Regions from separate parts of the Homo sapiens genome. Here region 2 is linked to region 1. The links are chromatin contacts, found by Hi-C or POLR2A ChIA-PET in ENCODE. All regions are on one chromosome and are shown on one strand. The core of a region is the stretch at or near the end of the contact, and the rest is flanking DNA. Distances in the headings are between cores, read along the strand shown.

The links. Hi-C counts contacts between places; a loop is a spot of excess contacts on that map. ChIA-PET counts read pairs that join two places held with the same protein, here RNA polymerase II (POLR2A). Pooled maps may share reads with other maps.
Region 2: a loop to region 1 is called in a map of CD4-positive, alpha-beta memory T cell, with 4 times the contacts of the local background. The contact joins two enhancer-like sites. A Hi-C loop is called at or near these places in 6 of 168 maps with a recorded cell type or tissue (CD4-positive, alpha-beta memory T cell, IMR-90, K562 and 3 more), 1 of 37 single-sample maps with no recorded cell type and 13 of 50 pooled maps. POLR2A ChIA-PET finds 5 or more read pairs at or near these places in 2 of 52 experiments (AG04450 and OCI-LY7).

The regions. Positions count from the first base shown.
Region 1 is chr1:173,425,056-173,432,473 of GRCh38, forward strand. All of the region lies in intron 1 of PRDX6-AS1 (PRDX6 antisense RNA 1), which reads right to left. All of the region lies in intron 2 of LOC100506023 (a long non-coding RNA gene), which reads right to left. It also overlaps a transcript of TNFSF4 not described here. Among named protein-coding and RNA genes, the nearest start is that of PRDX6-AS1, 33 kb to the right of the region's middle. RefSeq lists an enhancer at 6,215-6,509. Within about 2 kb of position 4,581, at least 34 of the 41 ENCODE cell types and tissues checked have a DNase peak (open chromatin) inside an H3K27ac peak, as active enhancers do.
Region 2 is chr1:173,770,147-173,777,564 of GRCh38, forward strand. It overlaps KLHL20 (kelch like family member 20), which reads left to right. Exons shown (of 12, transcript NM_014458.4): 9 at 4,159-4,292; 10 at 5,488-5,696. Among named protein-coding and RNA genes, the nearest start is that of DARS2, 51 kb to the right of the region's middle. Within about 2 kb of position 3,830, at least 2 of the 41 ENCODE cell types and tissues checked have a DNase peak (open chromatin) inside an H3K27ac peak, as active enhancers do.

The DNA of each region.
Region 1 (7,418 bases), core at 3,331-5,830:
TTGTCAATATTCCACCCAGCCACATATGACCCTGCAGCTAATCTGAGTCCTTTCCTTTCTTTTAATTGGGTACAAAAGTTCCCTGTGGATTTGATTTTCGATGATGTCTTGGTATTTTTTTATAGGTTGTGAATTTGAACTTCTGCCTTCTGGCTTACACTTGGCTCAGTGCAGCTCAGGGAGTGGTTTGAAGGTTAAGGGTATTACTGACTTAGAGTGCTCCATAAGAATAGCTGTTTCTGTGTGACCATTGACAGAAAAGGAAAAACAAGCTATGGAGACTGGCTAGGGGGTCATTTAGAAAGACTATTTCATAATCCACAAATAGCAACTTGAGGCCTGAAATAAGAGAATAGCACTGGGAATAGGGAAGAAAGGATAGATTGAAAAGCTCCTGTGGAAATGGAATCCCCAGGATTTAGCAAATAATTGCATGTTAGATGAGGTAAATAATGAGGTTGAAATCTGGCTCTAGGAAGATGGCAAAGCCATTAACATAACTAGTGATATGGGGAAGAAGAGCAGATTTAGAAGCAAAGTCAATGAATCTGTTTGGGACACAGCTGGAGGAGCCAGCAATCATAAAAACAGACAGAAAAGGACATCAGGCAGTTAAAAATGCAGCCCTGTTCAAGAAAGAAACATGATAGAGTAAATGGTTAATGCACACACAGCCTTTGTGTGTTCCAGGTGGTTCTATGAACTAGAGCGAGGAGGCTGAGCCTGGACACTGTGACCAAACCATGGACTGTTCCCACATTCTACAACCTGCATTCATTCCTTGTAAATCTCTTGATGAATTTTTCACACATTCTGGCCTCAGTTATGTGGATATGGTCCCCAAAAGATGTGAAAGTCCTTACTGGGACAAAAGAACTCTTTCTCTCCCCTGTTGAGGTTTGAGTCTTCAAAATGAACTGATAATAGACTGATTAACTGGAGAAAAGGCATATAGACTTATCAAGTGCATGGAGCATCACAGGAAAGTGAGTACCCAATAATCCAACATGCTGTATCAATAGAAGTTTATATACTCAGATAATAACCTGAAACAAAGTTCGTCTGGGCTCTGGGTGTGGCGTCAACTCTAACGTTCCTTCCTGCGAGTCAGTCTTCCCTGTTTGATGAGATTATAGGGAGTGGGGCTCAAGTCAGTTGCTTCCTTCTGGAGGAGCTTCCCTTAGTCAGATATGGAAACTTCAGAAAAAGTGCTTCCCTTTGTCAGATATGGGAACTTCAGAAAAATTTTCTCCCTGTGCTTCAGGAGAGGCAGATAGGCAAGAGACAGCGGACAGGAGGTGGTCAGAGATACCTTGTTTCCATGGCTGCTTCTTTAGTTCAAAATACTCAGCATGTCAAAATGCCATACTTAGGAGTGTTGTTTTCTGAGCTTTAACATTCTAATCCCCAGAACCTGTAAATGTGCTGCTTTACATGGTCAAAGGGACTTTGCAACTATGATTAAATAAAGGACTTTTAAATACAGAGGTTATTCTGGACTATTCAGTGGGCCCAATGTAATCCCATGGGTTCATTTTTTAAATTTTTATTTTACTTTGAGACAGGGTCTTGCTCTGTCACCCAGGCTAGAGTGCAGTGACACAACACAGCTCACGGCAGCCTCAACCTCCCGGGCTCAAGCAATTCTCCCACCTCGGCCCCGAGTAGCTGGGACTACAGGTACGCACCACCACACCCAGCAGATTTTTTCATTTTTTTGTAGAGACAAGGTCTCGCTATGTTGCCAGGGCTGCTGTCAAACTCTTGGGCTCAAATGATCCTCCTGCATCAGCCTCCCAAAGTGTTAGGATTACAGGCGTGAGCCACTGCGCACAGCTCCCATGGGTTCTTATAAGGGGGATGCAAGACAGTCAGAGAGAGAGAGAGACTGGAAGATGCTATACTGTAGGCTCTGAAGACAAAGAAAAACGCCATGCAGGAGGAACACAGCCCTCCTGATGCCTTGATTTTAGCCCTGTGAAACCCAATCTGGACTCGTCACCTTCAGAACTGTATGATAATAAATTTGTATTGTTTAAGCCACTACATTTGTAGTAATTTGTCACAGCACCAACAAAAAATCAATACAATAATCATAGTGAATGGCCTAGGTCTCATGGTCAATGGATTAGCACTTGAAACGTTAAAGGCTGTGGACAGATAACCTTTCAGAATAACTAATGGTTAGTCTACAGCTGTGGTTCTCAACCAGGGATGATTTTTCCCTACCCTCCCAAAGGATATTTGGCAATGTCTGGAGATACTTTTGATTGTCACAACTGGGGAGTGGCTGCTACTGGTATCTAGTGGGTAGAGACCAGGATGCTGCTAAACATTCCACAATGCACGGGAGAGCCCGCCCCCCCACTGACCCCACAACAAAGAATTAGCTGGTACAAAACTTCAATAGTGATGAAGTCAAGAAACCCTCTCTTACAGATTGCAACTAAGTTCAGAAACTACACTGACAGTGTAAAGAATGTCATCGGGAAAAAAGAGAGACATGAGATTTTTCTACCATGTATGAAGTCGTTTTGACAGAAAAATGAAACCTGACTCTGATAAGTCTCTAGAGTCAACTATAATCATGCATCCCTTAACGACAGCAATACATTCTGAGAAATGTGTTATTAGGTGATTTCATTGTGTAAATATCACAGAGTGTACTTACACAACCTGGATGGTATAATCTACTACACACTTAGGCTATATGGTACAGCCTATTGCTCCCAGACTACAAACCTGTACAGCATGTTACTGTACTGAAAACTGTAGGCGACTGTAACACAATAGTGTGTATTGCAACATATCTAAACATAGAAAAGGTAATGTGTTGTGCTACCATGTTACAATGGCTACATAACTAAGCAATGGGAATCTTTCAACTCCATTATAATCTTTTTTTTTTTTTTTTTGAGATAGAATCTTGCTTTGTTGCCCAAGCTGAAGTGGTGCGATCTTGGCTCACTGCAACCTTCACCTCCCAGGTTCAAGCGATTCCTGCCTCAGCCTCCCAAGCAGCTGGGATTACAGGCACCCGCCACCACACCCGGCTACTTTTTTTATTTTAGTAAAGACAATGTTTTGCCATGTTAGCCAGGCTGGTCTCCAACTCCTGGCCTCAAGTGATCCACCCGCCTCAGCCTCCCAAAGTGCTGGGATTACAGGCGTGAGCCACCACGCCCGACCTCTATTATAATCTTATGGGACTACCATCCATAATGGTTCATCGTTGACAGAATATTTTGTTATGAGGGGCATGACTGTACTAATTTACAAGAAACAGAAAATGGAGGATACTGTTACAGAGGACCACAGGCATCCAATCCATAAAAATCTACAGGACAAAGTACTCAGTTTTTCAACTGATTGCCAGGATAACAAAACAGAGAGGGACATGGAAGGGGAATCTATGGAATAAAAGATTTAAGAGAAAAAGGAACCAACTATAATATGTGCAGCTGATTTTTATCTTAATTCAAACAAGCTGTAAAAATTGTGCATATGCATTTATGAGATAATTATAAATTTAAATACTGACTAGTTTATGATATTAATGAATTATTGCTAATGTTAGTTGAATTTATTGTTTTGTGGTTACTTTTTAAAAAGGAATTATTATCTATAGAACTACATATTGAAATATTTGCAGATGAAATAACATATTGGCTGGGAGCAGTGGCTCATGCCTGTAATTCCAGCAATTTGGGAGGCCAAGGCAGGAGGATCACCTGAGGTCAGGAATTCGAGACCAGCCTGGCCAACATGGTGAAACCCCGTATCTACTAAAAATACAAAACTTGTGGCCAGGCATGGTGGCAGGTGCCTGTAATCCCAGCTATTCGGGAGTCTGAGGCAGGAGAATTTATTGAATCTGGGAGGCGGAGGTTGCAGTGAGCCGAGATTGTGCCACTGCACTCCAGCCTGGGTGACAGAGCAAGACTCTGTCTAAGGAAAAAAAAAAAGAAAGAAAGAAAGAAATAACATATCAAATTTGCTCCAAAATAATACAGGAGAGAGGATATGTGTAAAACAAAATCAGGCCACATGCTGCTAATTGTTAAAGCTGGACAAAAAGTACATGGGGACTTATTACACTATTATCTCTACTTGTATGTATCTTTGAAATTTTTTTCATGTTAAAACATTTCTTTAAAAAAAAAGAGTATTATGAAAGTATCTGGTTTCTACGAAAAATGATTATTTTTCCAAAAGAGAGAAAAGACTGGCCCCCCTCTTTCTTGTATTTCCTCACCTCTCCAAATAATCTGCTCACATTTGTCACACTTAGACATGTGCTCCCGACCCAAACAGAAAAGAAAAAGTAACCAGAATTCTTGTAGCATCTGTTAGGTGCTAAATAAGTAGAAAGAGTTCTAGTTTAAAATGTGTGACATTCACTTGTGAAGACAGAGAAGCTGAGAGGGGACCCCGTCCTTTGTTAGATGCTGCTCTGCTCATTCTCCATGGCTCTTGGAAACAAGAGCCCAAAGAGAAACTGGTCCTCAAGAGACAGATCCAAGACTGAGCACAGGCTACGCCACAACCTCCACCAGCTGTGGGAAAAGACCATGTGGGGTGTGAATGGCAGCACCCAGCACTGTGCCTGCCGCGTGGTGGCGCTTTATAAATGTTTGAGAAGGGAGAGAGGAAGTTGATTTAGTGGGTTTAGTTTTTAATTGGGTCTGAATAAAAGGTGAGCTTTTGCAATATCCTCTAATCCCCCTCATATATCCTTGTTGCAGAAGGAAAAGTTGAGTGAGAATGTAATTGCCAAGACCCCTTAAAGTGACATTGGTCATAGCAAATGTAGCAGCTTCCTGCCTTACTAAGAACTTTTAGGACGTGCTGGGCTGACGCTGTCAGCTGCTGCTTTGTAAAAATAAGCCCTATAATTAGATTGCTACTCCTTATGAAGCCCACTCAAGTGCTATCCTTTATTTTTAACCTTTATCACAGTCCTCAAGACAGAGTGTGTAGGGCCTCGCCCACAGCTGCTGAGTCAAACCCCAGCAGGCTCCACCCTTCCTGCTCCCAGCTGCATTCCGCTAAAAAAAGGCCTGCCAGCAGCCTACGCAATGGAACGCGGGGTCTAAGCACACAGACGGTTGCAGGGAATCTAATATCCAGGCAGCACTGAGAAAGAACAGCTGCGCCAAATTTGAATCTTCTTTATTTACTCAGCCAGGCAGCTAACACACACAAATAACATTGTTTCATCTTGAATGCACAGAATTCACAACTGCCTTCTTAGCTCACTCCTGTTGCTCAACAATCCTTTTTTACACTTGCATGTTTAATGTAAATAACTTTCACAGAGTCTTCCACTTTCTCTGTATCGATATTACGAACCTGTTGGCATAGTTAGTTGAGACAATAAACATTTAATAATCTTGTGGGTCAGGAGTGGGAATGCCAGAGGAATGCTTATAGCAAAGTCAAGGGAAAGTATTATAGGGCAAAGGGATGTAATGGGGATTTCATTATATTTTGTTGCTTTCTTTTTTGTTGCTTATAACTTGGTATTCACATTCTCTAACAGATTCTTTGAAAAAGTGTGTGCATAGCAAATAGGGCTCCATTTAAATGGACACATTAGGGTGAAGGGTCTATAGAGTTGTTCACTGCAGGAATTAATGTCATACTCTGTCTGCACAAATAATTGTATTAGGTGACAGGCAATACCAACGTTTATATAATTTGTGCTATATATAGCAGATGTAACTCAGAGGCTGTGTACTTAATCCTATAAAAATCTCAACATAAGACACTCTTCCTCCAGTGCCCACAGATCCCACAAACCCTTTGCATTCTAATTAAAGCTCTGCTGGGGTTAAGGCTAATTGGTAATAAAACCCAGGCCTGTGAGAAAGCCTTTCTGTAAAACAAAGAATCCATTTGTCATGCAAATAAGCAGCCTCCAAAGTGGTAAATTTGAATTTTGAATGTTCACCTGTTATCTTAACATTTCTTAGAATGTGGTTCAGCCAGTAATTGCTAGATCATTATTTTCCAGTTTTCCTCATTGCCATCCTTCAAAGAGCTAAAGGGCATGTTATTTGTATTGTTAAATTAATATTTTGTTGTTGTAGACCTAAAGTAAATGAATCACTGTAGTTGTCTTTGGTTTTCTTTGGAGAATGTGTTTGCATTCTAAATATTTTCCAATACAATAATTTCTTTGAGAAAATTTGTCGGTTTCCTTAAATAATAATCTTCAGGTTAGGCTTGAAATTCAAAAGTATGGTGGTTCCTTCCTGATGAAGGTCCTTAAAGGTCTTTACACTCCATTCTTGAGGAAGTTTCTGGGCACTAGAGGGCGCTCTCAGCACACTGGGACGGGATTTGTTAGTTGCACAGAATTAAGAGCCATGCGCTGATTGTTGGGCCTTGGGCCCTGCTGGGGGCCCAAAATCAGCCTGCAGAAAGAAGCCACCTCCGTGAGCCTGCATTGGCTCTCAACTGCAAAGTGCCAATTCATCTGCCTTCAGTGAACCAACTGACCAAACCAACTGCTGAGCTTTCTCCCCCAGGGGAAAGGCTGGCTGCTACAAAGATTCTTTTTTACTCATTTCTGAATAAAATATTTCATGGTCAACAATTGTTTTCACATGCACTACCTTGCCTGCTGTCCTTCACTGACAACATTTCAGGGTCTCGCAAGGCATGGAATACAATGCATGTTCAGGACTGCAACCTGATGGTGATGTGTAATGAAGTTTAGTGTTGGATTTCGATCTTGGCCAAATGGTGACTCCTTGGTGACAGGTCATGTGCTTACTTCCTCAGCAGATGAGTTCTCCTCCAGCCTCACTTGTGACCAATGATGTATCATGAACACAGGCTGGTGCTGAAGCTCAGTATGTAGCCCCCTTGGCTAGAATACACACTTGATAATAGTAGCAAAGTGAAATCAGCAGAGTGTAGCAATGCCCTGAGAGGACCTAAAAGAACTGGGTGAAGGAGGCCTTAAGGATTGACAACTAATACCTAATGGCTAAGACCTAAGAGGGTAGAAGCAGAAGAGGTCCTCCACAATTAGCATTTGGCACGTAATAATGTGAAGCAAGACACATCACTTCCTAGTAATATGCTATAAACAGGTGATAAAGGGCGAGGGGTTGCTCCCCAGTGAGGAATCCAGTCCAAACCCAGAGACCAGCTCACAGCCACCCGAGTCCAAAACAACTAGATCTTTGTTAGACAATTGCCATCCAAACCAGAGTGTTATGAAATGAATTGTGTACCTCCACCCTTCAAATTCATATGTTGAAGTCCTAATCCCCAATGTATTTGTATTTAGAAACAGAGCCTTTATGGAAATAATTAAAGATAAATGAGTTCATAAGGGTAGGGCCCTAATCCAGTAGGACTGGTGACCTTATAGAAAGAGAACGAGACACCAAAGATCTCTCTCC
Region 2 (7,418 bases), core at 2,580-5,079, 340 kb after region 1:
AGCACACTAGAAAGACACACCTACAGATCAAAACCTTAACTGTTTCAAAATGTGATAAAAGACATTAAGAAAATGATAACAGATATGAAACTACATAAATCAGAAGTAGAAAAATTCAGAAATGAAGTGACAGAACTCAGAAATGTATTAGAAATGAAAGGAAAAATCATTTCAGAATGAAGATTAAAGGATAATAAGCAAAACAGATAATGCCATAAGACAAATAGAAGGCGAAAAGAGGAAATATTTTAAGGTCAAAAAGAAATGAAGGCCGGGCACAGTGGCTCACGCCTGTAATCCCAGCACTTCTGGAGGCCGAGGCGGGTGGAGCATCTGAGGTCAGGAGTTCAAGACCAGCCTGACTAACATGGTGAAACCCCATCTCTACTAAAAATACAAAATTAGCCGGATGTGGTGGCAGGCACCTGTAATCCCAGCTACTTGGGAGACTTGAACCCGAGAGGTGAAGGTTGCAGTGAGCCGAGGTCGCACCATTGAGCTCCACCCTGGGCATCAAGAGCAAAACTCTCTCTCAAAAAAAAAAAAGAGAGAGGAAAAAAAAAAACAAGAGATACCATTTGAGAGATAGTAACAAATATTGAAAATAGGTAAAAATCTATTATACAGGTGATAGCAGTCCTTAAAGAAGAAAACCAAAGGGAGGAAACAGAATGAATACTAAGAACTATAATCCAAAGTTACTTTCCTATAATTAAAAAAAGAAACTTTTTTGAAAGAATACGCTATATCCTTCGAATATTGACCCAGAACACCAAGACATATGCTAATAACATGACTGTACCTTGAAGAAAAAGAAAAAATTCCTTAGACATCTACAAAAAAGTACATGTTACTTGTAAGGAAAAGAAACTTAGATTATCATCTGGCTTTTTAAAAGTAGTAGTTCATGCCAGAAGAAAATAGAATTGCATGTTTTAGATATTCAAGAAAAACGTGAGCCAAGGATTTTATACCTTGAGAAACTGACTTTGAAGTACAAAGGGCACAGACAACTATTAACAACATGTAAGAAATTAGGGAATCTTGTTCCCTTGAGCCCTCTAGGAGAACAAACTTCAGACAAAATTACTAGAAAGACATTGACAGAAGGGCTAGACCATGTGGTTCACACCTGTAATCCCAGCACTTTGGTAAGCCAAGGTGGGAGGATCGCTTGAGACTAGGAGTTCAAGGCTGCAGTGAGCTATGATCATACCACTGCACTTTAGCCTGAGTGACAGAGCAAGACCGTGTCTCTTAAAAATAAATACATAGATACATACAGTTAACTGTAGAACTATGACTAAATGAAGATTAAAAGGGGGAGGGCTGGGTGTGGTAGCTCTGACCTATAATCCCAGCACTTTGGGAACCCAAGGTAGAAGTACGACTTGAGGCCAGGAGTTTGAGACCAGCCTAGGCAACATAGTAAGACCCTATATGTTAAAAATGTATATATGTATATTTTTTAATTAGCCAGGCATGGTGGTGCACACCTGTATTCTCAGCGACTCAGAAGGCTAAGACAGGAGATTGCCCTGAGCCCAGGAGTTCAAGATTATAATGAGCTATGATTGCACCACTCTACCCCACCCTGGGTGACAGACTGACCCTGTCTCTAAAAATAAAAATAAAAGGGAGAGAGTGTAGCATGCTCTAGCTATGTACTCAATCCATGTAAATGTAGTACAAAGAAGAGGTATGCAAAAATGAATTTTAATTGTTCTCAGGGATATTGGAGTGATAATATTGCTATTCTGTTATGTGTATAAATGTAGAATAAAGGAAATGAGTATGCATTATTCTAATTCTGCTCTCTCCTTTGTCCTTGAAAACCAGAGTGTGGAGGTAGAAGAAGAAAAGGTTGCAAAATAGAAGTTAAATAAAGTATCTTGTAGTCCTGAGTATGAATTTGAACTAAATTCCTCTTTTGAAAAAATTTCTATATATTCTAGCTTGTCAACTGAGAAAGCCTCGAAATAAAGTGTCAGTGAACATCTCTACTCCCAGATTGTATCTTGAAATTTTATTTCCCACTTAAAGAAACCAGAGCTTATTGGAAAATGTCTGATTCCAGGTTTAGAACAGGAAATGTGCAGATGAGTCTGTACCCTTTTGTCATACCAAATAGCAAGCAAGCTGTCAAAGACCGCTAAGAGTCAAAAAGACTCAGGAGCCAACTTGAAGATGTTCCCACTGACCAAAGATAACATAATTTCAGCTTTAAAAGGGATAATTGCAATAGATTGAAATCCAATAAATACACTTAAATATATGAGTTCTTAATGATAAACTTTTTAAGACTAATTGGTTGCCTTTGGAAGATCATATGGAACAAATTTATTATCTCAAAACATAAAATGAAGTGAACATATATCCTGCTTTTCTTATAAGAACTGTATTATTATATTGATTAACCAAATAGTTAATATTATTATATTGATTAACCAAACCATATTATTATATTGATTAACCAAATAAAAGGATTGTTTCTTTATAAAATTATCCCAATAAAAGAAAATAAGTGATTATCATTTTGCAACACTCAGTAAATTAGTGTATCTAGACATTGATAAACAGCTGCTAACATACCACCTTCTTTAGTCTTGTTAAAGGAACCAAACATGGTCTGATCAAATTTCTGGATCCAACTACCAATTTGCCCAACATAAAAAGGACAGAGCAACAGATTGGACTGCACTATGAACGTACAGTCAACCAAATCCATATTATGGGGAAAATTGTCATACACTCTGGGTTCTAAAACAGATGAATTGCAGGGAAGAAAAGGAATGGAGAGAAAACCTGTAGACAATAAGAGACTTTTTAATTTAATCTGATTTTTTTAGAGACAGGGTCTCACTCTGTCACCCAGGCTGGAGTGCAGTGGTGCAATAATAGCTCACAACTGTCTCAAGCAATCCCTGCCTCATCCTCCCAAGTAGCTGGGACTGCAGATGAATGCCGCTATGCCTGGCTAATTTTTTTTCCAATTTTTTTATAGAGATAAGGTCTCTCTGTGTTGACGAGGCTGGTCTTGAACTCGAACTTGTGGCCTCAAGCAGTCCTCCAGCCTCAGCCTTCCAGAGTGCTGGGATTACAGGCATGAGCCACCACACACAGCCTTTTTTTTTTTTATCTTTTTTTTAAGTCTCAGCCAGACACAGTGGCTCACCTGTAATCCCAGCACTTTGGGGGGCCAAGGTGAGAGGATTGCTTGAGGCCAGGAGTTTGAGACTAGCCTGGTTAACACAGCAAGACCCCTATTTTTAAATAAATAAATATTAATTAAATAAATAAATATTAATTAAAATTTTTTTAAATGTAATGTTAAGTAAGATTGAAGTGTCTAGGGATGGCACTTTCTGTATTTGAGTTTTATAATAAAAAGGTTGTCTCAAAGAACTATGCAAAAGACTTCTACTTTCTAATAGGATGTAGTAGAGAGTAACAGCCATCACCCCCACTACAACGACTAGGAAAAAAAGACAAATTACAAAAATCATATTTTAAAATACATCAGAGGCATTTCAAAGTAATGACCAAATGAACTAAAATTCCATTGAAGAAAGAGCCTGTGTTGCCAGCCGGGCACGGTCACTCACGCCTGTAATCCCAGCACTTTGGGAGGCCAAGGCTGGCAGATCACGAGGTCAGGAGATCGAGACCCTCCTGGCTAACATGGCGAAACCCCATCTCTACTAAAAATACAAAAAATTAGCCAGGCGTGGTGGCAGGCACCTGTAGTCCCAGCTGCTCAGGAGGCTGAGGCAGGAGAATGGCGTGAACCCAGGAGGCGGAGCTTGCAGTGAGCTGAGATCACGCCACTTGCACTCCAGCCTGGGCGACAGACCAAGACTCCATCTCAAAAAAAAAAAAAAAAAAGAGAAAGAGCCTGTGTTATGTGAGCTGAAGTCATAGGTTGTTTTCTTTCCTTGGGACATTTTCCAAGTATGAGTGTAGAAAATAGCTTAATAGCTGGCACAGATATAAATTCTAAGACGTTTTTCTAATGACTAAGTAAAATGTTAGATTTTCATTGCACATTTGACTATAGCAAGTCCGTGTACTCAGTATATCGTTAGTGTGATTTCAGATCTTATGAAAAAGGCTTCACTTAATAAGAACAAGCATACAGTCTGGTTTCCCTCACTGCAGGTATGATCCGAAGGAGAACAAGTGGACTCGGGTAGCTTCTATGAGTACCAGAAGACTAGGTGTGGCTGTGGCTGTGTTAGGAGGGTTCTTATATGCTGTAGGTGGCTCTGACGGGACATCTCCTCTCAACACAGGTTAGTCCCTCCCAAAGGCAATCAGGTTCCCCAAAAGCAGAACATTTTCCTGGAGAGTCCTCCTACAAAACGTGTAGAAACTCCAGGTTATCCTATAATTTACTAGGAAAATGCCTGATTTTTCCCTCCAGCAGAGTGCAGCTCTCAGCTCTTCCTCAGCTCCCACTGTAGTCATATTCTAAGTACGTTCCCCAAATATTTATTTCTTCCCCTGCTTTCCAAGCTGCTGGAAATTTATAATGAATTTTAAAAACTACTTTCTTATATAATTAGTTCCTTTTCCTCCATCACAACTTCTCCTCAAAACCACAACGTACTCTAATCCAAGAATAAATAAAAACTTAGAACTACAAATTCGTTTATTTGGGTTTTGTTTTTGTTTGTGTTTTTATGACAGGGTCTCGCTCTGTCACCCAGGCTGGAGTCCAGTGCCACAATCTTGGCTCACTGCAACCTCTACCTCCCGGACTCAAGCAATCCTCCCACCTCAGCCTCCCGAGTAGCTGGGATTATACGTGTATGCCACCACACTTGGCTGATTTTTGTATTTTTAGTAGAGATGGGGTTTCGCTGTGTTGCCCAGGTTGGTCTCAAACTCCTGAGCTCCAGTGATCTGCCCACCTCAGCCTCCTAAAGTGCTGGAATTATAAGTGTGAGCCACTGCACCTGGCCTGGTTTGTTATTCCTTTCTATTTAGATAGTATGGGTATTTTTGCCTAAGGATATTGTCAATGTGACAGTCACACCAGATTCGTCACGTCTTGTCTTCTCTTCAGAAGCTTAAAATGCACTGTGCTATAGGGGAGGGAATACAGGAGTACAGAAGTTGTCTGATTATGATGATAAATTGTTAGTACTGAATGGTGCTTATTGATCATGTAGTCAGGCTCCCCATTTAACGATAAGGAGAGTGAGGCTGAGAGTCATGTAGCTAATTAGTCATTTAGATAAAACTAGAACCAGAGTATCTGGATCCCAACACGTGCCCTTTCCACTGTACCATACCTAGAAGAAACCAGTCCCTGATGAGAGTATATGTAGTATTGTCCAGAGGTATACAAATCCTTCTCAGAAGCAAAAATCAGATCATGTGTTGAAAATATGTGTTATCACAAAGTATCAGTGGCTATAAAGAAAACTGGAGGTGAGAGGAAATGGTTGAATGCTCACTTACTGGTTTTTCTTTTCCCTACAGTGGAACGTTACAATCCTCAGGAAAACAGATGGCACACTATAGCCCCTATGGGGACCCGGAGGAAACACCTAGGCTGTGCAGTATATCAGGACATGATCTATGCTGTAGGAGGTAGAGATGACACTACAGAGCTGAGCAGTGCTGAGAGATACAACCCCAGAACCAACCAGTGGTCTCCAGTGGTGGCCATGACATCACGCCGTAGTGGAGTAAGTGGTTATGGACACTTAGGTTGCTTCCAAATCTTGGCTATTAATAGTGCTGCAATAAACATGGGAGTGCAGATATCTCTTCATTATACTGGTTTCCTTTCTTTGGGGTATATACCTAGCAGTAAGATTGCTGGATCATATGATATTTCTATTTTTAGTTTTTTGAGGAACCTCCAAACTGTTGTACTAATTTATATTCCCACCAGCAGTGTAGGAGGGTTCCCTTTTCTCTGCATCCTTATCAGCAATCGTTATGGCCTGACTTTTGGATAAAAGCCATTTTAACTGGGGTGAGATGACATCTCATTGTAATTTTCATTTCCATTTCTCTAATGATCAGATGTTGAGCACCTTTTCATATACCTGTTTGCTATTTTTATGTCTTCTTTGGAGAAAGGTCTATTCAGATCTTTTGCCCACTTTTTAATTGGATTATTAGTTTTTTTCTATTGAGTTGTTTGAGCCCTTATATATTCTAGTTATTAATCCCTTGTCAGAAGAGTAGTTTTCTCCCATTCTGTGGGTTGTCTCTTCACTTTGTTGGTTGTTTCCTTTGCTGTGCAGAAGCTTTTTGACTTAATGTGATCCCATTTGTCTATTTTTTCTTTGGTTGCCTGTGCTTGTGGAGTATTACTGAAAAAAATCTTTGCCCAGACCAATGTCCTGGAGAGTTTCCCCAGTGTTTTCTTTTAGCAGTTTCATTGTTTGAGGCCTTAGATTTAAGTCTTTAATTCATTTTAATTTGATTTTTGTATATGGCAAAAAATGGGGTCTAGTTTCATTCTGCATATAGTTACCTGGTTTTCCCAGCACTGTTAATTGAAGAGATTGTCCTTTCCCCAATATACGTTCCTAGCACCTTTGTCAAAAAAACAGTTCGCTGTAGATGTATAGGTTTATTTCTGGGTTCTCCATTCTGTTCCATTGGTCTATGTGTCTGTTTTTATTCTAGTCTCATACCGTTTTAGTTACTGTAGCTCTTTAGTATAATTTGAAGTCAGATAATGTGATTCCTCCAGTTTTGGTCTTGTTGCTCAAGATAGCTTTGGCTATTCTGGGTCTTTGTGGTTGCATATCAATTTTAGGATTATTTTTTCTATTTCTGTGAAGACTGTCATTGGTATTTTGGTAGGGATTGCATTGAATCTGTAGATTGTTTTGGATAGCATGGACATTTTAACAATATTGATTCTTCCAATCCATGAACATGGAATGTCTTTTCATTTTTGTGTGTCCTCTTCAATTTCTTGCATCAATGTTTTCTAGTTTTCATTGTATTTTTCACTTCTTTGGTTCAGTTTATTCGTAGGTATTTTATTTATAGCTGTTGTAAATAGGATTACTTTCTTGATTTCTTTTTCAGATTGTTTGCTGTTGGCATATAGAAATGCTACTGATTTTTATATCTTGATTGTGTATCCTGCAGCTCTGCTGAATTTGTTTATCTGTTCTAATAGCTTTTTGGTGGAGTCTTTAGGTTTTTCCAAATACAAAATCATACTGTAGGCAAAGAAGGATAATTTGACTTCTTCCTTTCCAATTTGGATGCCCTTTCTTTCTTTCTTTTGTCCCATTGCTCTACCTAGGACTTCCAGTACTATACTGAATAACAGTGGTGAAAGTGCGCATCCCTGTCTTGTTCTAGATCTTAGAGGAAAGGCTTTCAGTTTTTCCCCATTCTAAATGATGCTATCTGTGGGTCTGTCATATATGGCTTTT